5 separate regions of the Homo sapiens genome follow, and regions 1, 2, 3 and 5 are each linked to region 4. Evidence: chromatin loops called from intact Hi-C (ENCODE). Cell type or tissue: heart right ventricle. All regions are shown on one strand. Region 1 has its middle 100 kb from the start of LINC01804. Region 2 has its middle 92 kb from the start of CYRIA. Region 3 has its middle 60 kb from the start of LINC01804. Region 4 has its middle 45 kb from the start of DDX1. Region 5 has its middle 5.2 kb from the start of MYCNUT.

Evidence for each region. Hi-C counts contacts between places; a loop is a spot of excess contacts. Peaks named below come from ENCODE experiments on the same cell type or tissue, not always from the same donor. Only the 100,000 strongest peaks of a DNase experiment are listed, where the experiment ranks them.
Region 1: it touches region 4 in a loop (8-fold over the local background); 5 of 110 quality-filtered maps call a loop at or near these places.
Region 2: a loop joins it to region 4, with 8 times the contacts of the local background. A loop is called at or near these places in 31 of 110 quality-filtered maps.
Region 3: a loop joins it to region 4, with 17 times the contacts of the local background. A loop is called at or near these places in 26 of 110 quality-filtered maps.
Region 5: a loop joins it to region 4, with 4 times the contacts of the local background. A loop is called at or near these places in 11 of 110 quality-filtered maps.

What each region holds. Positions count from the first base shown.
Region 1 is chr2:15,793,186-15,798,185 of GRCh38, forward strand. No RefSeq gene overlaps it. Among named protein-coding and RNA genes, the nearest start is that of LINC01804, 100 kb to the left of the region's middle. In heart right ventricle, no CTCF peak of the experiment used is centred here; a DNase peak (open chromatin) is centred at 2,415; H3K27me3 peaks cover 468 bases.
Region 2 is chr2:16,755,386-16,760,385 of GRCh38, forward strand. No RefSeq gene overlaps it. Among named protein-coding and RNA genes, the nearest start is that of CYRIA, 92 kb to the left of the region's middle. In heart right ventricle, CTCF peaks have their summits at 1,993 (motif pointing left) and 2,196; DNase peaks (open chromatin) are centred at 226, 1,646 and 1,986; H3K27ac peaks cover 1,667 bases.
Region 3 is chr2:15,747,966-15,752,965 of GRCh38, forward strand. No RefSeq gene overlaps it. Among named protein-coding and RNA genes, the nearest start is that of LINC01804, 60 kb to the left of the region's middle. In heart right ventricle, a CTCF peak has its summit at 945 (motif pointing left); no DNase peak of the experiment used is centred here; H3K27ac peaks cover 609 bases.
Region 4 is chr2:15,634,356-15,639,355 of GRCh38, forward strand. No RefSeq gene overlaps it. Among named protein-coding and RNA genes, the nearest start is that of DDX1, 45 kb to the left of the region's middle. RefSeq lists a silencer at 1,456-1,656. In heart right ventricle, a CTCF peak has its summit at 3,124 (motif pointing right); a DNase peak (open chromatin) is centred at 3,086.
Region 5 is chr2:15,912,684-15,917,683 of GRCh38, forward strand. No RefSeq gene overlaps it. Among named protein-coding and RNA genes, the nearest start is that of MYCNUT, 5.2 kb to the right of the region's middle. In heart right ventricle, no CTCF peak of the experiment used is centred here; a DNase peak (open chromatin) is centred at 2,078; H3K27ac peaks cover 289 bases.

The sequences.
Region 1 (5,000 bases), 160 kb after region 4:
CTGTCCGAGAGTTCTCCCAGAATGTCATCCTTGGCCACTGACCCTCAGCATCCTGGGGGTTCCTCCTGCCCCTGGCCATACCACCTGCCTACACACCACCATGCTGGTGCCAGGAGGGCGGCCTGGGAATCCTGAGATGCCAGGTGGGAATGGCTGGGAAAGGGAAGAGAAAAGACCAGCAGAGAAGCTTTGCCCGGAAGGTAAGTGGTTCCTGAAGTTGGAGAGAAAGTTGCCATTGATTATTTTCCCCCTCCAGGATCTCCTAAAGCTCATTAAAGAGAATGTTTCCTCTAGCAGTGCCAGCAGGCTGTGAGTTTCTGATCTGCCAGAAGGCTTAAAGCCTGCTCCATCTCCCCTTCTTCTTTCCCTCCTCCCATGTCCCAGACCCCAGGGATGTGGAGAGAAAACGACAATAGGCAGGGACCCTACTCTCCCAGAGCTCCTGGCCCAGAGGTAGGCATGAAACATGTGCACAAATACAGTCAGTCCTCATTATCCACAGATTCTCTATTTGCAAATTCACCTGCTGGCTAAAATGTATTCATAATCCCCAAATCAATACTTGTGGTGCCTTTGCAGTTATCCAAGAACCTGCACAAAGTGGTGAGAAATTTGAATCACCTGACGCACATGCTCCCAGCCTAGGCTGAATGGTGCAATGCTCTGCCTTCTTGTCTCGGCTCTCAGACTGTGTCCGAATGTCCTTTCTGAGGTATATTTAGTGCCATGTTTTTCGCATCTTCGTGCTTGTTGTTGTTTAAATGGTCCCTAAGCACAGTGCTGAAGTGCTGTCGAGCGCTTCTGAGCACGAGGAGGCTGTGATGTGCCTGACACAGAGCATCCATGAGTTAGCTAAGCTTTGTTCAGCTGCGAGTTGTGCTGTTGGTCGTGAACTGAATGTTAGTGAAACAACAATATATATTTGATAAGGTGTCTTTAAACAGAAACGTGCATAAAATAAGGTGATGTATTGATTGGTTGACAACAGTGTTGTGATGAGAAGCTCACAGGAACCCGGCCCTGTATTTCTCCTAGGAGCTGTGGTTCCGTGTCCGCTAATTTGGCATTCAGGCAGCTTGATAGAACATAACTCCCATGAATAATGAGAATTGACTGTTACCTGCAGTACCAGCAGAATGGGAGGCCTTAAGAAGCTCCCAGCTGGGTGGGGGTAGGAGACATGGCTGCAAGCAATCTTCTGGATCAATTGTTCCAATGCTTCCCATGGCTGTTACCAAGCTTTCCCCTCCACCGCTCCACAAATAAAATAATTGAGCTGGACTTGGTAGACTGGGGCAAATTCTGGCCATGGGAAGACCTGAACACTAAAAAGAAGCAGCCAGTTCTTTGTTGAAAGCTTGATATACCCTTGAGTGAGTCTCTTCCTCTTGTCTTCTGTGCCCTTGGCCATAAACTAGAGAGACTGGACCAGACAATCTCTAAGACTTTCAAACTCCAACTGGCCGTGACTCGTTGAGATTCAGAAAAAAAGATGAAAATCTTTGCGTTCCTGGAATCATATCATTTGTTAAGTCAGGTCAAAATGTATGCAACTCTTCATGGCTCCACCCATACCCTGTTTTTGGATGTCACAAACATTTATTGGACAGTGATTATGCACCATAAGAAAGGGCTAAAGCTTTTACATATCTTTTTATGTTAAAAACAAACAAACAAAAGCTATATGTCAGGTACTGTTGCAAGCTCTTTATCTGTGTTAATTCATTTAATCTTGACAATGACCTTATGAGGTAGTTACTTTAATTATCTGCATTTCACATATGGGGAAACTGAGGCATGGTAAGTCGAATGAGTTTCTCCAAGGTCACACAGCCAGTAAGTAGGCACAGTGGGATTCCAATCTAGGTGCTCTCTGCCGGAGCCTGAGTCCTGAGCCCCTGCACTCCCCTCTCCTGCCTTTCTTGTCTGTCCAAGCCTCACTGCTCACTGACCAGCAGCAGGAGTATCACCTGGGAGCTTGTTAGAAAGGCCACACCCTAGACCTGCTAAATCTGGCTCTGCATGTTAACAAAGCCCCCCACCCCCACCCCCAGGAGACTCAAACACACCTACAGTGTGAGCAGCCCTATGTTAGACCATTTAACCTTCCTTTGGATGAAGAGGAAGTAGAGCTCAGTGGGATTAAGCAGCCTGGCCAAGGCCACACAGGAAGAAAACGCAGAGATGAGGCACTTGACTCAGGTCGTGATGCCACGCTGGAGGTGCCCTCCTGGGCACTCATGGCTGTGGGGGAAAAGTGGGAAGCTTCAGTTTAGTTTCAGAGTAAGTTCATATTCATTTGCTTGACAGATGAAGCTTTTCCTTAGAGGAGAAACCCTGACATTGAGCGGCGGCACATCCTGTTGACCGGGAGCCAGGCCCTGGCTGCAGCCAGCGGGGAACATCTGGATGACATTAGCAGCCTGAGTGTTTGGTTACAGAATATGTCCACCTGGCCTGGCCACAGCCAGGAAGAGAGAAGAGCTTGGGTTCAAGAGGGAGTTCCAGCAGGCGTAAGTAGTGGCTGCTAGGAAAAGCCTCTGAAGCGCATTCCGACGTGGGCTTCAGGCCAGGAGCAAGTGCAAGACTACGTTTTGGTGGTGTCCTAGGTGGGACAGAGTTTTCTTAAAGACGTAAAGTTTCCTCAGGGGGCAGCCAGTGTGATCCCATAGCTCAATCCCAGATCCTCTTGGCTGTTTTGCCGAGGGACTGTCCAGTTTCTGCTCCCACTCTTCCAGGAGCAGGAGGCTCACTTCTTCCTGAGGAAGTCAATCTCTTGTCCAAGCCCCCAGACTCCTGAAACGCCTTCTTGGTGATAAGCTGGAATCCTCCCCAAAGCTTCCAGACTCTGCCTTAGAGACACAGAACAAATCCCTAAACCATATGATGGTACTTCAGATATGAGAAATCAGCATCTGGTCCAGACTGGAGGGCTGGGGGATGATCAGAGTGTGGAACCACCTGTCCTCTGGGTGGTGCTTGTGAAGGAGGGTGTTGGGGGTTGGGTGGAAATAGGTGCCACCCAAGACCACCTGAGACAGCCTTGCTGGGTGGGCACATGAGTGGAGGCCGTTGGGCAGGTGGGAGTCAATTGCAACCCTGAGGCAGGAGAGAGGATGGGGAATGAGGAGTAGGGCAGCTGGTGGCCAGGAAAGCTGAGATCCAGGAGGGGACAGGGGAGGAGCAGGTCAACAGGAGTGGGTCGGAAGCACCTCTCTCATACGGAGTCTGGGCTTGAGTATCTCTGTAGGGTGTGCATTACACTGCTGCCCTCACAGAGCTGTTCAGGGTCCGGAGCCTGTCTCACACCAAGCAGGTTTTCAGAGAAGAGGCTTTGAGCTGGGTGTAAAAAGAGAGTCGGAGAATGGGCCCTTTGCAGTTAGATTTACCCAGGCTCAGCATGTCCCAGCCCCAGGCCCGGGGACAGATTTACACAGCTTTTCTGAATCTTAATGTTCTCCCCTGTAAAATGGAAGCGTAATACCTACTTCCTATCTTTCGTTGGATTCAGTGCTTAAATGCATGGAATGTGGTTAGCAGAGTGCTCAACCCATAGAAAAGTTTGCACCCTTTTAAAATATTTCTGGGTGAGCAGGAATTAAAGCTTACATGGCAAACTTTTCAAATATCTGTTTATGGGCAGGAGGAAAGTGAGATAAAAATGGCTTTTGTTTCTAAGGCACCCATGAGGCCCATCCTTACTCCTTGAGGAAAATGTGTATCTTGGTTAAGTCGCTATTAACCCCTGGCTGTTTCCCTCGACCGCTGGGACGCCACCTTAGTGTCCACCTTAGATATCTGTAGGTGCCCATGATGACACAGGCTTGGAGGGTTTCACAGGCGCCATCTCATTTAATTTAATCCTGGCTGCCACTCTAGGGTCATCTTTCCGTTCCGTTTGTACAGATGCAGGAACTGAGTTGCAGAAAGCTTTAGGGAGGCTGTGTGACTTGCCTGAGGTCACACAGCCTCTGAGTGTGGGGGGCAGGGGAACTTTCCCCCGAGTCTCCCCATTAGCTACCCTCCAGGACAGAGAGGTTTTCTGAGGAGGGTGGGTTTGAGCTGGGGGATTCGTCCACTCCCTGACCCCACCTTGGCCCTCTCCTCACCTTGGCCTTTCCTGGGCAAGGGGCCATGGGGCAAGAGACCTCCCCAGACCTCCAGGTCCGCACCAGGCCCTGCAGCTGGCAAACCTCCTCATCCCCAACAAGGGCGGGCATCTCCCAGGCAGCACCCCCTCTCCGGAAAGCATAATCAGCAGCAGCTAATCTAATCAGATGGGGCTCCCACAGCTGAGCCTTCCAGTCCAGAATCCACCCCTGCCCCTGCCTGCCAGACCCCTTTTCTAAAATCTGTGATCTTCCTGCTTGAAATCACCTTTAATTTCCCTCAGGAATGAACAAGCATTTAGAGGTTTGGTTTCAATTACACCTGGAAAAAAAGTTTGACACAAATTTCAAGCCAAATAAATTAGGAAACCACAGACCCGGGACTACAAAGCGAGCGACGAGGAGAGGCTGAACTTCATCCCTGGGTGAGCGCAGACCCTGTGCCATGCTCCTCACTGCTCACCAATGCCTGGCCAGCGTTCTCCTCCCCTGCCTGGGCTTTCTCCCCCAGGAAGCCTTCCTTGACTGCCCCAGCCACCAGGGGTCTCTCCTGCCTTTGCTCTCCTAGAGTCACAATTCTGTGGGTGACTGCCTTAGGAAAAGAATCGCTTTGTAACCACCTCTTACCTCCCAGCTCTCTCACATTCCCTCACCAAATATGCATCCGTGGAGGCCGCAGCAATGATAATACCCAGTTTCCACATGATTAATGTGATTTCCTTCACCTCATTTCTTTTTCCCTCAACCACCAGAGCAAAGCATCAACCATTGCCCAGGTATCAGCTTCAACAGCACCTCCTTCAGGAAGCCTTCCTTGATTGCTCCAGGCCAGGCAGAGGGTGAGTGCAGGAGGGAATCTGAGGTCCCAACATATCTGATTCCCAAATCCCT
Region 2 (5,000 bases), 1.1 Mb after region 4:
GCCCTTTGTCCCTTCCTGAGCTGTGGACATGGCCACACGTGATGGAGCTGCAGAGAGAGGTGGGCATTGCAATCCTGTTCTTAGATAGGAACTGCCTTCTCTCCCGGGAGAACTCTGCTAGTTGGAGGAGCCGCTGTGGCCTATGCAATGGTCTTGTAAAGAGTTCAGGGCCCAGATGGATCCAGCAGATGCAGAGTGATGGGACTTGGAAGGAGCCCTTCTTAAGTGTCCAGCGGCTGGCTTGTCTCCCTGAGTCCGAGCTGTGTCTTTGGTTAGAGTGAGTGTGGGTGGGGAGAGGGGGCGATCTACACCGCTTGGAGAATTGATGCAAACAGTAAGTAAAAACAACTGTGAAGGGAAACTGGTCCCACGACCCACACTGCTTCATAATCACATTTTTTTCGGCCTTTTGATTCTGGCTTCATCTCATCTGTTTGTTTTGGATGCTTCGTTGAAGCCAGCTACTCCTGAGAAATAGGAAATGACACTATGCAAACAGCTGAAGATGGGACAATCCCGAGTCATATTAAACATGGGATTTTCAAACAATTTCAACAGAAAAAAATCAGTGAACAAAGAAATAGGAAGACAAGATCTTCAAATATCCTCCACTGTTAGCCAGTGAAAATACAAACTGATTTACACATAAATTACATCTTGAGGATGTCTCTCCTGTGGATTTACGAAAAAAATAATTGTCACCACCAATGGGGCTTATTTTTCCTCTGTTGATATTGTTGCCAGGCGGTGATCCTCATTTGCTGCCTCCTTTCTATCCTGTGGCCACGGCCCTAAGTCAGGCTGCATCGACTTCCGGCAAAGCTCCTACCTGTGAGTCTGGCTCTGGTCTGATCCCATGCAGCCTCCCAACCCATCTCTGCATCAGGGTGCAGCCATGCCACTCTCCTAAGCTGTTTGATCCCTTCCTTCTCCAGCTGAAAGCCCCATGATGACCAGATAACTATCATTGCTCTGGGATAATGCAGAGCTACGGACCACTCCATACACCGGGTCTATGTGCTTCCTACCTCCCCGGCTCCTCCCTGCCTCTGTGGTATCTAACTCTTCTTTTAAAATCTAAGTCCCAGCTACCCCAATACATGTTCAGCCCTCCAAACCCCGACTCTCTCATGGCCATGCCTTTTTCCCACTGCCCTCCTACATGGATAGAGCCCTCATCCTCCTAGTGTCCTCCTGCAATGCTTGGCTCACGTGTCAGTTGTTATATGAGTCTTCCTGACCGGCCCGAGTCTCTGTGGGAATTAGGTTGAGCCACTCCAGCCTCGGTGGACCCTCCTTAGACTGTCCTGTCACCTGTAGAGCCCTGTCACCCCTTTTTATGGACCTGTCTACCTGCTGGTCAGAGAATTCCAGAAGGCGGCATCAGCTCTGCCTGAGGCACAGGACACCTGGCACAGATGAAGGGTTAAGTGGATATTTGTTGAATTTGTCAGAGAGCGAGAACAAATCTCAAGTGCGATGGTCCCTGCTCATTCCTCTCTCCAGCCCCTGCCTGCATGTGCCTCTTGTAGAGACAGCTGCAGGGCCCGCAGGCCAGAGCCCCTGGGTCAGAGCAACAACTGCCTTGTGTTTTCTCCAAAAATGAAGATTGCAAAATCCTCGTGGCCTCGAGTTCACAGCTGTGGAAAGAAACTTCACGAGGTGACGGTGGGGTCAAGGGGCCCGGGTGGGGACGTGGGGACCACAGGGCAGGAATGAGCACCCACGGAGAAATGCAGTCCCGACCCCTTCCACCCCTTCAGGTCTGGCTGTATAAACTCGGAGAGGAGGCTGCTCTTCTCAGCTTTTCCCACGTTTCAGTTTTCTCTACATCTGGTTATGTAGCAATGCCTTCTCATCCCCTGAGAGCTAGCACCCCAACATATTTACTGAACATCGGTCTGGGTTATTTGCGTGTCATCAAGCTCCAAGGGCATTCAAATGACCTTCTGGAGGATGCACAGTGCCTTGGGGAACGGCGCCACCTGGTGGTCACTCGGAGTTAATAACCACATTCTAGGGCGAGGAAGCCTAGAGCATACTGGAGGGACCAGGTGGAGGCTCAGATTAAACAATTCCTGCTGCCGCTGACACATCTGTTCCATGGTGACAGAGCTGAGTGTGTGTCCCTGGCTAGAGGCAGTGATTGGACAAGGATGGTCAAAATGTATCCTTCTGGAATCTGAGCGCTGAAGGGTGGTTTAGAGACCAATACAATCCCAACCATTCATTTCTCAGATGGGCAAACTGCAGTCCAGAGGGGACAGAGGTTACCTAAGGTCTTTCAATAAATTAGTTGAAGAGATGGGGCAATAACACAGGTTTCTGGGCTCCTTGTCTGATACTCCTCCATTCTAGCACTTCAGAGCACCTCACGGTGATGTCCGTCCTTTATTTTATTTTATTTTTTAATTTGAATTGCTGCTTTAGACGAAAAAGAAGGCCAACCCCCCGCTGCCATAAACATCTTCTTTCTCTTTCCTAAATTCATATCACTTGGTCCCGACACCAGTCTTCCTTCCTCCAGGAAGTTTTCCCTGAGCAGTTGGAAATCCTCCTTCGGAAGCTCCCAGGCAATCTACCCGATACTGATAGAGGGACCGAAGTTGACTCTGGGATATGGTGTGCACAGACACAGCCTTGCCCCCAGCAGCTTACAGTCTAGTGGGGAGAGACAAGTGACAAACACACAGACAGACAGATAGATGCAGAAATGATGGATGGATAATTTCAGGTACTAACGAGGGCTTTGAAGATGATAAATAGGGCACTGTGATAAAGAATGGCTTGGAACGGAGCTATGTCAGCTAGAGGGAACGGGAGGCTGGTCTGAAGAGGGCTTAGCTGTGGAGGACAGGCAGAAGGTGGTTATTATGAGGGGAGAGCACTCCAAACAAGAAGAACAGTAAGTGCAAAGGACCCAAGACTGGAATGAGGTTGGCAGGTCCAAGACACAGAGAAGGCTGGAGAGATAGCCGGCTAGCGGACAAGACAGAAGTCGAAGATGATGGGATCAGAAAAGACAGGGAAGGCTGGATCTGGAAGGACTAGTTGGGTTTGTATGCTGCTTGCAATGGGAGGTCATCAGTAGGCGTAGGCGGAGAGTGGCATGATCTTATGTATACCTTAAGTGGTTCGCATGTGCACTAATGCTTAGGAACTCCTGATGTAATCCCTCGGCTCCTGCAGAAAGTCTTTTCTCACCCACCAAGTTAAGGAAGGTGTCCTTCATCCGACTCCTTGAGTTAACATCTTCATGCCTCCATCGCTGGGCCTACCACCTTGCTTTCGAATCAACTGTTTATATGTCTTTTTACTTCACTGGAAAGTAAGTCCAATATTCAGAGACACAGCAGTACAAAGTCAAGATCCAGAACAGACTGTTGAGATGCAAAAACTCGCTCTACCACTTCGTAGCAGTGTGGCTTTGGACAACTTATTCATTCAGCGTGTCTTTGCTTCACTTTCTTTATCCGAAAAATGGGGCTAACAGTATCTCCTGCATTGGACCGTTATTACAGTTAAATAATATATGAAAAAAATCTCATAAAAATGGCAGGCACTATGTAATTATAAATAATAGATATCATTTCTGGGTGTTTTCTCAGGCCTCCCATTAATAAGGTTGGTCCCAGAGTCTGTCAGGGCCTCTGGCTGTGGTGTGCATTGCTCATTGAATGGGGATATGGGACTACACAGGGAAGATTATTCCGGGATACAGTTTCTGGCCTTGGAAGAAAGAGTTGGCCTGCCAACAAATGTAAGAGGCAGGGATTGTTCTTAGCTTCATTTTATAGGCAAGCTCAGAAAGGGTAGTTTGCAAAGTGACCCAGGTATTAAGTATTAAATCCAGGATGCAAATATAGGTCTGTTTCACTCAACATCCAAGGTTGTTCTTTCTAGTTTTGTTTGTTTTAATTTGATTTTAACCCCACAGCACCATGCATGGGTAACAGCTGGCCTTAGAGCAAATGTATTGCCCTAAACGATCATACTGGTGTCCGAAATCCTGCCATCAGCCATCTGCCTTGTCCATATGAGGCCCAGCTTTCTGGTAGGGGACTAGGCTCTTGGGTGCAAAGGTGTGAGTTTTAAGCTCTAGGTGACAACACGATAAATATGGAACTACAATGTCTTTCTCAGACCCTGACCCCAAAATGGAGGTAACGATCCCCATTACCTTCCAAAGGGCTAAGCCCACAGAAGCTATTAATGGTGTTCAAGCAGATTCTGGTGGCTACTCTCAGATCAGAAGAGGACCTGGGTACGCTAGCCTTTAAATTTTGAATGTGATGAGGATAAACAGCAATAAAATGAAAGTGGCATTTGAAAAAGAAATATTTTCAGAAACAGATTGAAGACTGAAATTTGCATTGTAGTTGTGTCTATCAAGCTTTCCCTTATCGTGTTTAAATTAGAACTTGCTTATACTTTTTGAATTTATAATTTGCCCTCTTTCAAAATTGCAAGGATACAAACATAGGCAGGCTTGTGCTGGGAAGTAGCAGGGCCTGGTGGTCAAGAAGAGCACAGGACCCGGAGCTTAGAGGACTGGCTTTGATCCCCAGACTTCCATTCATAGATCTGGGACCTATATGAGTTCTTCAACTCTCTTTGCCCAATTCCTCTTTGTAAGATGAGAGTGACAGTGGTACCTGCCTCCTGGTGACTGGCACTGCTTAGAAGAACACTTGGCCCATAATTTTGTTAGCGGTTATTGTTACTGTTGCTATTATTGCTCTAAAAAGTAATTTGAAGGCTGGGCGTGGTGGCTCATGCCTGTAATCCCAGGACTTTGGGAGGCCTAGGTGGGCGGATCACGAGGTCAGGAGTTCGAGACCAGCCTGGCCAACATAGTGAAACTCCGTCTCTACTAAAAACACAAAAACTAGCAGGGCGTGGTGGCGCGCACCTGTAATCCCAGCTACTGTGGAGGCTGAGGCAGGAGAATCGCTTGAAACCAGGAGGCAGAGATTGCTATGAGCCCAGATCACGCAACT
Region 3 (5,000 bases), 110 kb after region 4:
TTCCTAACATTCCTAGGGCTGGGAGGCCCTGCAGTGCCTGCAGCAGTGATGGACAGACAGCTGAGAGAGCCGGCCCCGACCAGGGTGCGGGCTGGGGGGCGCCTTGATCTGCACCTCCTGCCCCCTCCCCACCTCAGCCCCCTGGAATGTTATCTTTCCTCTAATCACTTGCAGGCAGGGAAGAATGAGGTGGGGGCACCTGCCTACTGTGCCCCCTCAGAGGTAGCTTTGCCTCTTTCTGTCTCAGGGGGTGGGGTGGGGGCTGAGTGGTCCGGGGAGGAGGCTTGCGGCCTGTCAGGGCTGGAAGGGAGGGCGCTGGCCCCCTGCACCCACCCACATGCATTGCAGATGAGACCTGGCACGGGGAAGGGGTGTCCAGCCTCACCGCTTCCCAGCTGGGAAGGCTCTGAGGACTTTGCCTCACCCACGCCCTTTATTTTGTGGCTGAAGGGTCTTCAGCTCCAGGGCACATAACAGAGAGTTAGAGGCAAAGTCATGACTGGAACCCAGGACTTCTGATTGTTTATCTCATGATCAAACATCCTAACAGATACCGCTCTCCCTGGGCCTCAGTTTCCCCAAATGTAGAAGTGAGTGGGTTGGACACAAGGGTCTTTGAAGGCTGCTGTTTCTGATGTCCTTGGCCCTCTAAGAACCCCATCAGCCACTTGCACTGGTGGTGGCGTATGGTGGCTGCGTGCGGAAAGAAGGGAGAGTGACAGTTTAGCCATCTCATCCTCTTTCTCCAAAGAGGTCTTCAAAAAGTCTTGGAGGGAGGGGAGCCCTTGAAGTCTACTTCATCGGAACCCGAGCTGCTGAAGCAGCCAGCAAAGTGGGAAAGCATCAATTCCTACTTCCACGGCTCTGCAACTGTGGGACCTTGTGCAAGCCTCAATCTCTTATGAGCCTGGGATTCCTAAACCGCAAACGGGTTAATAACAGCGCCCCCTCCTGGCTGCTGTAAGGCTGGAGCAGTTTCTCCCCATGCTCCTCCTCTTGGCTGCCCCCTGGCTCGACCTCCCCTGCCCACTCTTGCTCTTGTCCGCTGCCTGCTGAGCCTTCACAAGGGTCTCTGAAGTGCTGTCCAGACAAGGCCGCCAGGAGCCTTGGAGTTCCCAAGACAGCATGGAGTTCTGCGGTGGTTCTTTTCCACAAGACACCTTGTTTATTATTATATGCAACTTCATTTTCATGTCTTTTAATACTTTTCACAAAGAAAGCTTTTGCAAATTGGAGGAGAAAACTATAGTCTGTGGTATTTCACCTGCCCTGGGCTAGGCCCCCGGAGTGCCTTCCTTTAAGCCAAGACAGCTACTCGCATTTCTCACTGAATCCTCTTGGCAGTCCCCCAAAAGCAGGTATTTCTCCCCATCTGAGGGATGAAGAAACTGAGGCCGAGGGAGACTTGGACTCACACAAAGTCACACAACTAGTCTGAGGCTGAGCTGGGGTTTCTTATGAAGTAGCTGGGTGAGGCTGTGTGTTTGTTGTTTTAATGCAGAGGAGAATGTCCCCAGCTGCACTTCAAATCCCATCCTGAACTTGGACAAGCAAGAACTGTCATCTTGTGGGCACCACATGATTTCCTTAAAGACAATTGGCCTGGACCTATAAGTTGCTTTTAAATTTTTAATATTCTAGGTAATGCTGGCATGATCATTTTCATACATCCATTCACAGTATGTGCAAAATGCCTGCTGCTTGCTAAGCACTGTGTTGGCTGAATACCCCAGGCTAAGGCCCTGCAGGGCTGGAAGGGGGAAAACAACTCGATTTCACTTCTGAAAATGGCTGGGCAGGAAGGAACTGAAAGAGGAGGCCATGCCTGTGCCAGGGTGTTATGTTTGTGCCCATGCCTGACTTGCCCGCCCCTCCAATGTGCCTGCCACTGTGCTGTGTACACTTTGCTGTTCTGGAAGTATTTATTATGCTTCAGAGACACCAGAGAGCCCAGGGCAGGCTGGTTCTACTTTTCTGCAACCAGGGAGGTAAAGACTGCATCTAGTTAGGGGTAGCGAGCCTGGAATATCAGCTGGAAAAAGCAGTGGAGATTCTTGCCGTTGTCCCTATCACAGCTTTCTGAAGCCCTTCAAAGGAGCAGCGTGCTGGCTGGACGGTACTATACCCATGACCTCATCTCCTTTGCTGTCCTCCTTTTTCTGGTCAAATCAAACAAAAACAAAACATTCGCCAACATTATATTTAGAGGCTGTTGTATATTAAGAGGAGCAATTGTGAGGAAATCTAAAATTAGCCCAACATTAATCAGGACCTGTCACCAAAGTAGATGACTCAGTTTCCAATTCCACATGTCACGCTCTTAGAGACAGACCTTAGTGACACTGAGGAAGCCCAGCGCTAGGACATTGTATGACTGCTGGCAGTGGTATAAAGTGCACTTGCTGCAGAGTCGGGCGGGCCTGGGTTTGACTCCTGGCTCTGACCCTTGCTAGCTTCAGATCCAAGGAGTGCCTTCTTAACCTCTTTAACCTCAGTTTCTCCATGTGACAGGAGAGGCTGAAAGCACCCACAGCATTGTTGTGACAGTTAGATAAGATAACATATGTAAAGGATGACCACGTATAGTTCCTGGTGCAATGGTCCTTTTAAAATGCTGTTTTCCCTCCCCCAGCAAGGCTGTAGTTCCTGAAACCAACTCAGAGTAGCAGCCAGGGCAGTCCTGAAAAGAACCATCTCCACTTGGGAACCATCAATCACCTCTCCCTTTTCAAAGTGCCGCAGACTCTCGGAGAGAGAAAAGACCTTCCATATTGTTTACTCCAACCTCAATGCCTGGATGCCTTCCACTATGTTCTTCTGCTTACATACCCCTTGATGATGGGAGGCTCACTATTTCTTGCTCATTCTGTTTTTTAATGGTTATTAAACTCTTCTCTGTTTTGAACCAAAATATACCTCTTTATAGCTTTTCCTCTTGGATGAGCTCACAAGTATAGGCCCTGCCTGCCTCCAGCCTACTGCCCTGCATATTCCAGGGCTGGGGCCCCATAACCTTTGCCAGTGAGCCCCAGCCAGACCCAGTATCCAGGACGAGGCCTAACTGAAGGGAGGAGGGATTGACAGGATTCCAGCCTGGGATCCTAGGCCGGGACCTAGCCATGGCCTTGTGCCCCAGTCCTGCCTTTTCTCAGCCATGAGACTCAGGCCTCACCTTACCTGACTCATTCAATCCAGCAAACGTTACTGGGGCTACCTCCTTTACACTGGGCACTGCAGATGCAAATTACTAACAGCTCTCCCATGCCTCCCTATGTCCCAAGGCATGCCAGTGACACTATGGGACAGTGGCAGCTCACAACATGGGCAGACTTGGGCTCAAATTCTAGCTCTACAATTTCCTGTGTGTGATTTTGAACAAATGTCTTGTCCTATTGGAGATTATGTGCCTTCTGCTCTTTAACCAGAGATTGGATTAAATAATTTTAAGGAGCTCATTCTTTTAAAACACTGGGGAATATATTCTAGCTAGAGATGTGAGTGTGTGGGGGGTGGGGGGGAGAAATGAGTTGTCACCTTTGAAAGGCCACTAGACTATTGCATTTGGCTGCCACAAGAGCTGACTGAGGGTGGGACAGCTCGACAGCTGTCTAGGGCACCAATCTAGAAGGGGCTCAAAAACATGGGAAATGCAATCAAATGGAGACACTTGTGTTTACCAGGACACCTCTCAGAGGGAATGTAGAGTAAAGGGATACCTGAGAAGCCATTTAGGATAAAGGTGAGGAGGTGAGATCTCTAAGAGATATACTCAAACAAATTGTCATTTTGAGGGAGTGGGTCTGGTGAACTGCAGGACTTTTATTTTGCTGAATGGTAATGCAAGTTAAGGCCTGAGCAGAACTGTTAGGCTCAATGGACGAGAGCCATGGAAACCCCTGGAGCACTTTCTCTGCCCTTCCTGCATGCATTGTTCAGTAACTTCCTCTTTAAGTAAATTTTGGACATATATTTAAAGACTGTTGGTTTGAAAGGCACCATATTGCTGAGCCATTTGATATTAGCCTTCCCAGGCACCTATGTAGCTAGATACGGCCTTTCTGCTCCAAAAGGAGGGTGATCTGATAACATTCCCTGGCGAGACACATCCCAGCAGAGAGAATGCTAGATGATTTCTCTTGTTTCTATCTCCTCATCTCAGGTGGCCTTTGCTGATTCCTAGTTCTTGATTTCCTCCTTGATGCGCCTGCCTTGAAGTGTTCAGTCTCTGTTTAAGTTCTCCTGTTCACAGTCCAGCCTCTCACACCAGCCCTGCCTCTCTGATCCAATCCTGCATTCATTTCCCTCTTGTGCATGCCTAGGGCCAACACGCCAATAATTCCCACTTCTACCTAGCCAGTTTGGCAATTTGCACAATTGAAACTTTTATCAGCACTCTGCTTATGGGACGGTCAGGTATAGGAACTTCCTAACTCTCAGGCACAGCCATCACCCCAGAAGCAGGCAGAAAATGCACCCGGGTAACACACAAAGTAGCCTTCCGAAAGCACATGCATGTTTCATGAGCAGATATGCACCAACGTCGGGCTTTCTTGTTAAGAGTTTGGTGGCATAGAATTCTGCGTGAAGGGAAAATTACTGACTTAATCAGGTTGAGTAACTGGTTTCTTCTGGGAAACATAATTTCTTCCCCTTGTTAGTGTAAATAATGGTTTAGTAGCAATTGGAGATGCGTTGAGCAATGGAACTGATAAGCAGTAGCTTGGGGAGAGAGGAGATGGGAAAAATAAAAACAGAATTGTTACCTGGAAAAGAAAATTGGGGCCATTTGGTGCAGGGGCAACTGGCCTGTACAATGTGATACTTCCAGACAACATCAATTTATTAAAGTCTGTTTAAAGTCATGGGTATTCCACGTAGTTTGTTAAAGAAGTCAGGAGAGTTTACAATCCATTTTATATTACCTGGTTCTTGATTTCCTCCTTGATGCACCTGCCCTGAAGTGTTCAGTCTCTGTTTAGGTTCTTTTCTTTCATTTTATA
Region 4 (5,000 bases):
CTTTATAATATTAGTCTTGGATTTGAATCTGGCTCTAACTCACACTATAAATATGACAGAAGGCAAGGTCCGTTAAGCTTTGATTTCTTTATGAAAATGGTGAAAATTCACATTATTCAGGATCATGTTAAGCATTCAGCAAAATGTCTAGTAGATGAGGAGGCATGTGTACTGTATTTATAGTAGTTACATTTTTTGTGTTACACAGAATGCTGCAGTGAACATCTTCTGTCTTTTGAATTATTTTAAACTAGATTCCTAGAAATTGAGTTATTGAATTAAAGAGCCTGAATGTTATGAACATTTTTCAGAGTCATCAGATTGCTTTCTGAAAGAGTTGAGCTGGTTGACGTTAACACTAACAATATAGGAAGAAGTCTGTACAATTTATTTTACAAACTGAAGTATAGTTTGTTGCGCTCAAAGTATGCTTTCCTGATGTCTCTTCATATGGTGTGTGAATTAGTGCTGGTGAGTAGAGGTAGTCTCACATCTTACATGCAACTTCTTGCCTCCCATGGGCTCCCACTCCTGGTCCCACCATCATCAGATAAACAGGGACCTAGACTTGTTTTAAATAAGGTGCAGGCTTTTTTTTTTTTTTTTTGATTTCCTAATTTTTGTCTTTAAAGGTAGAAGTGCATGTGGCAATGACTGGGAACTGCCCAGATTAAAAAAAAAAATGTTGGTTCCTGGCCAATTCCAAATGGGTAAAGCTATTTAATCACATTCCTCTCCTTGTTCTGACTTAAAAGGGAACGACACACTATTTCAATTTGAATGAGATTTGTAAAATATCAAAAAAGTATAGATAAATATAAAATGAGGTCCCTGATAGGTTCTCTTGCAGTAATTTTATCATTTCTCTATAGATGTTGACAGTTTCTAAAGTCCTACCAGGCATTTTTTCTAAGTGACCTTATTTGGGAGGAAAAAGGAATATGTGTCAGAAGGGAAAAAATGTAGTGGAACAGGAAGGAAAGGGAGGGATACTATTTTGCTACTCCAAAGTAATTGATAGAGGATTCCTTTGGAGGGAGGAGTGGAGAGGGAATTTTTGCAGTTGTTTTCCATTCTACTGCTTTAAATCATTACCTTTCATTTAAACTCATTTAAATGTCTACTTTTTTCTGATGGATTCCACTCTTTCTGGTCAAAAGTATTGAGGGGAATTTGAAAGACAAGTCATCAGGTAGGCCTGGATTTGATCCCAACAATAGTTACTGACTTCTAGAGCTAAATCACATGCAGAGATCATTAGATATAAGGTGGGAACCAGGAATCTGCATTTTAACAAATTCCTGAAATAATTGTGTTCATGCAGATGGACCTTGAACCACAATTCAAGACACACTGTTACAGAGAAACAACTCTTAGAGCTTTTATTCTCACTGCAATCTTTTACTTGAGGATTTGGTTAAGATCTAAAATGACGTCTGAAAGACAGATGCTTGCTGTGTTAGAATCATGTCTCCTAGTTCACTGCCTTTGGACCCAAGATGTCCACCTTGAGTTCTGTTTCCTTAGCTTAGTGGTTCTTAACCCCAGCTGCACATTAAGGTCCCCTAGGATACTTTAAAAGAAAATACCGGTGTCTGCACTTCACCTCCAGAAATTCTGATTTAATTGCTCTGGAGTGGGGCCTAGATGGCCTCAGTGATGTTAATGTGCTGCCAGGCTTGGGAGCAGCTGCCTTAAACTGAGTCTGACCCTAGATGTTTCTTGGTCCTATTGCAAATCCTTGTGTCCTTTGCACCCATCCAAGCCAATGTGTCTTAAGGTTACATATAGTCAGACTCAAGCTGGAGCCCTTGTTGAAATATTATGTAGTGGGGATTATTGTAGAGAAACACTTTGATAGAAATTGTAACATATGTAATTTTTCAAGAAACTGATAAGATTATTCACCACCCGTAGTCTACTCAGAGGCTACTCACCTGTAGCCAAGTGAGTTTAATTCCCTTCAAAATAGTCACTTTGGGGATTGAGGCAAGTCTTTTTAAGGATGCTTCAATTTTTCAAAACCCATTTGGCCTTTTCTCTGTTTTAGACGTTGCTACTTTGTTTTTATTTAAAACATTGCCATTGCTTTAGATAGGACCAGTTTATACTCTAAAAATCACTGGTTTAACCCAATACTTTACCTCACATCTTGTTCTCCAGCTGGGTAACTCATTCTGTTCACCAGAAAAGACTGTGATTGGTTGCTAGTTTTGTGTTTCCTTGAATTGAATCCCAATTTAAGGATAAATATTTGCTGCTGCCAAAGTAGGACTTTGAAGAGGCAGCCAGAGGATGTTTCTCTGCAGGGCAATAATTGGGTGTGAAGGGTTTCCAGTTTTTTGTGGTGGATTAGAGTCTCGGGGAAGACACTCTGAGATAGAAAATCCTGATCAGAACAGGAGTCGAGAGAGAGGAGAGGCCGGTAGGGACAGGGTCAGTTGAATATTGGAGCAATGTTGTTTGATAATGAGTTTTGATTTTCCTTTTCTACATTGTGATTCTCTTAATACCTTCAGATGTTTGCTACCTAGGTCGGCAAGTAGGTCTGTCAGTATGACTTGCGTATGAAAGAGAAAGCTCTTCTGTGTTTAGACAAAGTAATGCTAGGAACAGGGTGTGGGAACTGATTAGGATCCTGTTCTGTGGGAAATTGGTCCCTAATGGTAAGAGGGGACAAGCAACTTCTCTGGAGTAGTAGTCTAAAGCTCAGAAGAGTGACAATCAGGCTTAGTGGCAATCAGGCTTTGTAAGCATTCTCAAGAATCCTTAGGTGCATTGGGGAGAGAATTGGCTAACTTACAGACACACAGGCTGAAAGCTTGAGGTATTTTGTTTGGCTCTTAAAGGCTAGCAATTTGGAGACATTGGCTTGCTTATACCCATATCATAAAATTCTGTTCACTTAAAATATTGATGTTAATTCTATTGGTTGTAATAAACTCTATCGTGTGCTTCTGCCCATAAATTATTATTCATTTTCCCACTGTTGTTAACCCAGCACCAAGAGAATACTTACTTACAAAATAACGCAAATGCATGGGGCCCCTCAACGCCAGCCTTCATGGGGTTGTGATTCATTATTTCCCAGTTGAGTGCACCAGGTGGCGCCAGTGTCACAGGAATACCCACAAAGAACACTGTGCTGGTGTATTTTTACCACTTGGGGTCACTTAAGGATTACCCGACTCCCTTTTTTTTTCATCTGAGCAAATCACAGATTCAAAGGAATTATTTCCCATTACATTTGACAGAGGCTGTGGTCTTTTTTTCTGGATCCTGAAGGCCAAGAAATGAGCATGAGGGTTTTATTTTTCTGTGAGTTGGCCCCGTGCAGTTTGTGCTCCAGTGTGTTCTCCTGTCACAAAGCACTTGCACATCCACCACACCAGCTTGCTCCTGGGCTCAGCACTGGGGACTTCTATGTACAAAGAACTTCCACACATGTCAAAATTGCCTTTATGCTAATTGCTATGCTCATTAACATCTCCAGAACTCGGAATGCTTTTTCTCAGTCATTTCCTTTGATTCTGCCTGTCTCTGAAAGCCCAGATTGAATGAAATCAGGTGAAGTATCATGTCAACAAGTCACTGCTGCCTGCTAGTCTTTCTGCCACTTACACAGTGGATCCTAGGCATTACGGCGTTGCCCTTCAAGAGCATGTTGGAGATTTGTGGAATGGTCTTCAACTGACTTTGCCTGCTTGGGGTTGGGTTTGGGTGGGGGTGAGGGCAGGATGTGTGGGCTTAGACAGACCAAATAATGAACCTCATGACTTCAAATAGTAGCTCATGGCTACTTATTTGAAAACCATAAGTGATGATTGGACACCCCAAGTGATAGTCTTCCACAATGTCCCTGCTAGCCAAACAGGGAGATTTGGGATTTTGGATTAAGAGATACTAAGTGGAAAAACAGCCAGACCTGATCTGTCCTTCTGCCTTCTGCTTTTCTCCAAAGAATAGCTTCTTGGGTGGGAGCAGGAGAAGGCTTAGTCACTGTTCAAGAGCAGCCTCTTCTGGTATAATTTATACCTATGACAGGAGCCCATTTGGCCTTTACCATTTAAGAGTTGTTATTAATCCATGTCAACCCCCATTCAAGAGCCTGTGATGGGCCTTGATTGTGTTTAAGTCCAGACTAATTTGGGCACTTAGGGCCCTCTAAAATCTAGTCCCAACCTTCCTAGTCCTATTTCCCATACTCCTCAAATCATATCAAATCTGGACTCCTTATTCCCCTCCATATATAACAATGGATAAAATTTATGACCCTTCACTATATCAGGTACTGTTCTAAGTGTTTACCCATCCTAACTCAATCCTCACACCAACCCCAGAAGACAAATTTTACTGGTGTTCCCATTTTCATAGATAAGGAAACTGATGCACCAAGAAATTAGTGATTTGCTGAAGATCATGTGACTAGGAAGCAGTGGAGCCAGAATTAGAATCCAGGCACTTGTCCACTACTCCCTGCTCAGTCCTGCTGCTTAAAGACCTGCCTCAAAGAAGGCTGCTCAAAGTCCTGCCTTCTCTTGCCTGTCAAAATTCCACCCATCCTTAGGGACCTGAGTCACTGCCACCTCTCTTGTGGGGGCATGAGAACATCATGCTTTTGAATACCAGCCATGAGCCAGCTATTTTGTATTTTGCCTCATGTAAGAGCCAATGCTATCATTTTTTGCAGATAAGGAATCCAAGGCCCAGAATAGTGAAGTCTAAGTACCCCAGGTTGAGGTTTTTTTTGTTGTCTGTTTGTTTGTTTGTTTTTGAGACAGAGTTTTGCTCTTGTTGCCCAGGCTAAAGTGCAATGGCATGATCTTGGCTCACTGCAACCTCCGCTTCCCGGGTTCAAGCTATTCTCCTGCCTCAGCCTCCCGAGTAGCTGGGATTACAGTCATGTGCCACCATGCCCAGCTAACTTTTTTGTATTTTTAGTGGAGATGGGGTTTCACTGTGTTGGCCAGGCTGGTCTCGAACTCCTGACCTCAGGCGAT
Region 5 (5,000 bases), 280 kb after region 4:
CTCTCTGCCCAAATTCTCTCACTGAATTTCAAAAAGAATTTGTATCCCCTTTTGATCCCCATAGAAGGCATCAAAAGGTGAGAGAAGTCAAAGAATCTTTCCAGGTTCACCAAAGTCAGAATTATTATTATTATTATTTTGAGATGGAGCCTGGTCTGTCACCCAAGCTGGTGTACAGTGGCACAATCTCGGCTCACTGCAACCTCCACCTCCGGGGTTCAAACAATACTCCTGTTTCAGCCTCCTGAGTAGCTGGGATTACAGGTGTGTGCCACCATGACCCACCCAAAGTCAGAATTTGAACCCAGTACTCTCCCCTTTTTCCTTTCTTCTCTCCATCCTTCCTTTTCCTTCTTTAATTTTTATTTTTTTATTTATTTTGCCTTCAAAAATATTTATATAGCTCCCAAGCACAACACTAAACACTGGCCTGGGACTTCATGAAACTTACCTCCAGGGGGAGGGATGGAAAGTAAAATAAACAAATAAATGAGCAAATAGTTGCAAATGCTTGTCAGGGCTGTGAAGCAAATAAAACAGGGTCATGTGAAATACCGAAACTGAGCAGGCATGACATGGAATACTTCAGGATAAGTGGTCAAGGAATGTTCTCGAGGAAGCAGTATTTGAGCTGAACCCTGAGTGAAGAGCTGTGGAAAGACCAGAAACAGTGTTTCAGGTGCAGAGAATAGTAACTGCAAAGACTGAGGCGAAACTAAAAAAGTCATCGAAACCCACACTGAGCCCTGCTGGCGGGGAACTGATGACTCCTCGTTGGTACGGTCGTCTGCCCTGTCCAACGTGGGGTTCTTGAGAAGCTGATTCTGAAATTGAGATTAGGGTACAGGAAGATTCTTGTGGGGGTGCTCTTGTGAGGAGTGAAGGCAGCGAGGCTAGGCAGAGGGAGGGAGGCACTGAACTGTGCTGCAGTCTCACAGCACTGGCACAAGGACCCTGACCTTGGCATCACCGACTGCATAGGGTTGAGAATTTGACCATCTCTGGGGTGCCACAACTCTTATAAATTCAATCTCGGGTCTGATACTCAGCCTTTTCCGCCCTCCAGTTGTGAGAGATGATGGCCTCTTTATATGCTACCAACGAGGTCCTATGGCTGTCACACTTTACCTTCGTGATTAATCACTCTCAGCCTTCCACTGCCTTTCTCAAATGCATTGATGGTTCTCAGCAACAGCCATCTCACTCCATTGTTCGCCCCTCCTCACCAGCCTTTCAAACTCCTGAAGTCTTGCACCTCCTGTCCATTCCTTTCCATAGCTGTTCCACCCAAGTGTATCATGGAAGTTTTACCAATTGCAAAGCATGCCTGGGGGAATCAGTGCTCCACTGCCACAAGGGATGGGGTCCTCGTGGTCAACTGGCTGATGAGTGATCAAACTTCAAAATCCCATACACAGTCTGCTTCCTCAAACCCTTCCTGGCACCAACATCTCTGAGCCGGAGATGCACGTGCGGTAAGTTTATAGGGAACATCCTCTGAATTATTCCCTGCAGAGGAGTGAAGAAAGTAAACATATGCCAGGTGTGGTGGCTCATGCCTGTAATCCCACCACTTTGGGAGGCTGAGGCGAGTGGATCACTTAAGGTCAGGAGTTCGAGACCAGCCTGGCCAACATGGAGAAGCTCCATGTCTACTAAAAGTACAAAAACTAGCCAGGCATGGTGGCATGCACCTGTAATCCCAGCTACCTGGGAGGCTGAGGCAGGAGAATCGCTTGAACCCGGGAGGCGGAGTTCACAGTGAGCCGAGATGGCGCCACTGCACTCCAGCCTGGGCGACAGAGCGAGGCTCTGTCTCGAAAAAAAAAGAAAGAAAAAAGACAGAAAGTAAGTGTGGCCAGAAGTTCAATTCTGAAGCCCTCACAGCAACAGCCTCCGCCAGTCTCATAGGGCTGAGAGCTCTGGAGCTGGGGTGGCACTTTGTCCCAAACTGAAGCACTGAAGGGCTAGGCTTTTGTTCCCCCACATCAGTCAACTGTGAGACTGGGATACCTCACTGGAGGGGCCGCATGGCAGCTGCTTTCAGCTAAACATAGTGTGAAGGGAGGGAGCCAGCTGAACCTCCGCCAACCTTCTGCACTTCAGCAGGCAAAGCTGCAGTGGCTGGGGGAGTCCTGCCTTGGCTCTGCAGTGGGGCGTAAGGAGTGCACCGGGACAGCCACCACAGCCCCACTTCCATGCTTCTACCGCAAAGAGCAATTAGCTTCTTTTCTTGGGACACATATAGAATCAACATCTGGAGACCACGAGCCTGAGACCCATTTCAAGTAGCAAAAGAATTTGGACAGGATGCATTTAATCTTGAGTTAATGGTACAAAGCTCAGCCAAGATAAAATTCTCAGCCTCAACATATTTTATTTTGAAAAAATGTTATTGTCAGGTACAAGGGAAATTCCTCCTAACTTAGGGGGCTCTGCCAGATGACATAAGCACTGGAGGGACCATTCGTCTGGTGTGTTATCTTTTTCATCTAAGTAGGTCTTTCCTCCACCAACTCATCTCTCAAAAAGCTGGCCACAGTTCCTAAGTAATTCTATCCCCTGACAGCTGCAGGAAAGAAAATAGTTGTGACTTGAAAACACACATTTTTAGGCTGGGTGCAGTGGCTCACACCTATGATCCCGGTACTTTGGGAAGCTGAGGCAGACGGATCACCTGAGGTCAGGAGTTCGAGACCAGCCTGACCAACATGGAGAAACCACGTCTCTACTAAAAATACAAAATTAGCCAGGCGTGGTGGTGCATGCCTATAATCCCAGCTACTCGGGGAGCTGAGGTAGGAGAATCACTTGAACCCAGGAGGCAGAGGTTGCAGTAAGCCAAGATCGCGCCACTGCATTCCAGCGTGGGTGACAGAGTGAGACTCAGTCTCAAAAAAAAAAAAAAAAAGAAAAGAAAAGAAAAAAAGAAAGAAAACAGACATTTTTGGGGCCAGGCACAATGGCTTACGTCTGTAATCCCAACACTTTGGGAGGCTGAGGAAGGATCACTTGAGGTCAGGAGTTCAACACTAGCCTGGCCAACATCCCAAAACCGCAACTCTACTAAAAATACAAAAATTAGCCAGGCATGGTAACATGTGCCTGTAGGGCGGCAGAGGTTGCAGCAAGCTGAGATTGTGCCATGCACTCCAGCCTGGGCCACAGAGCAAGACCCTATCTCAAAAAAAAAAAAAAAAAGAAAAAGAAAAAGAAAGAAAAGAAAACAGACATTTTTGGATGTCATGTTTCCAAACACCAAATATGTTGGGTTTCCCCTTTCTTCTCCCATATCTTCCCTGCTCTGGGTGGAATTCAAATGGGGAATTAAAGCGAACACTTTGAGCCTAATTTCCAATCCTTACATTTTTATTGAGCACCTACTATGTGGCCAATGTGTTGGTAGTTATTAATAATAATAACAACCACCATTCACTGCCTGTTATGGGCCAAGTACTGTGCAGATATTACTTTGCATGCTTATAAGGATGATAAAGATTAGATGCATGTTAAAATTATTCCATTTGTCTCAGAGGGAAAATGGGGCTCTACTAGATTAACCAATCTGATCAAGTCAGTGAGGAACCCAACCCATGATAAAGGAGTTCAGTTTTAAAAAACTCAAGGGCTTCCCATCTATCATAGAGTCTAGTGAATAGAAAGAACTCAATAAATGCATTTGAAGCATTTTTAAGTATGATTGACCCATTTAGGCTGCAGGGTGGGCATGGAGGCAGTGGTGCTGCCTGCAGCCACAGGGTATGCCGTCTAAGTATGACACCGGACCTGCTTCTCAGAAAGGTCCAGCACTCTCAGTGAACTTGAGAGAGCCACTGTCAGTCCCAAGTTTGGAATTTCTACTAGCAGGACAGGCAGTTCATGCCCAGAAAAGGGGCTGCCTCTTAGTCTGGAGCTCTCAGTTCTCTGCCCCAAGGAAGCCATGGGTGGCCGGTGTGCTTCCCATTCGCACAGAAACAGGAGGACTTGGCAGTGCCTTCTATGGGAGCTTTCCTTCAGGGCTAGGATAGGCCAAGGAAAGGATGGGATTGGACAGAGAGAGCATTCTAGAGCTCACCTTTATCACAGAACCTCAAAGAACACAAAGTGCTGGAAATAAATACCAGGGCAGAGACTTCCAGGGTAAGGCCTTCTCTAAATCCACTGTTCTTCTTGTCCCCTACGTCCCACGGTGTCTACTTCAGAAATCTGGGAGGAGCATTGTACTCTAGTGGAGGGAAACCAGGCTTTGGAGTTAGAAGGGCTGGGTGTGAATCCTGGGTCTCTAGCTGGATGACCTTGGGTAAGTTACTTAGCTTGTCATAGCCTCAGCTTTCTCTTTTGTAAAATGGAGCTAGTAATCCGAACACCAGAGAGATTGTTCTGAGGAATAAAGGATATTGCAGCTGTAAAATGCTGGCCCTTACTATTTGAAAATAAATCTTACATCTGCTTTCCCCTTCTCAAAGATGTGTGATTATTCCTGCATAGACATGTGACTAGTCCTATACGTTTATTTTTACCTGTCCTTTTTCTAAAAATAATTTGAGGCAGCTGGTTTAATGACAAGACCAAAATAGAAGGCTCTCTCTCCCCTTTAATCCCTGCTCTCAAACACTTAGTGCAGGTGGCTATGTCACATCGAAGGAGTGGGAAGTAACAGAAGTGCGAGACATGCATTCAGCAGGTAGTATACCAGCCATGGGAGACTCAGAACGGACAAATGCCCGCCTTCACGGAACTCACTATCAAAGGTGGCATGCAGCCTGTGAGCCATTCCACACGGGCTTTCAATCCTTTGAGTTCTGATAATTCTACCTACTTCATATTTATTTTTCTTTTTTATTTTATTTTATTATTATTTTTTTGAGACGGAGTCTCACTCTGTTGCCCAGGCTATAGTGCAGTAGCATGATCTCAGCTCACTGCAACCTCCACCTCCCAGGTTCAAGTGAATCTCCTGCCTCAGCCTCCCGAGTAGCTGGGATTACATGTGCTCACCA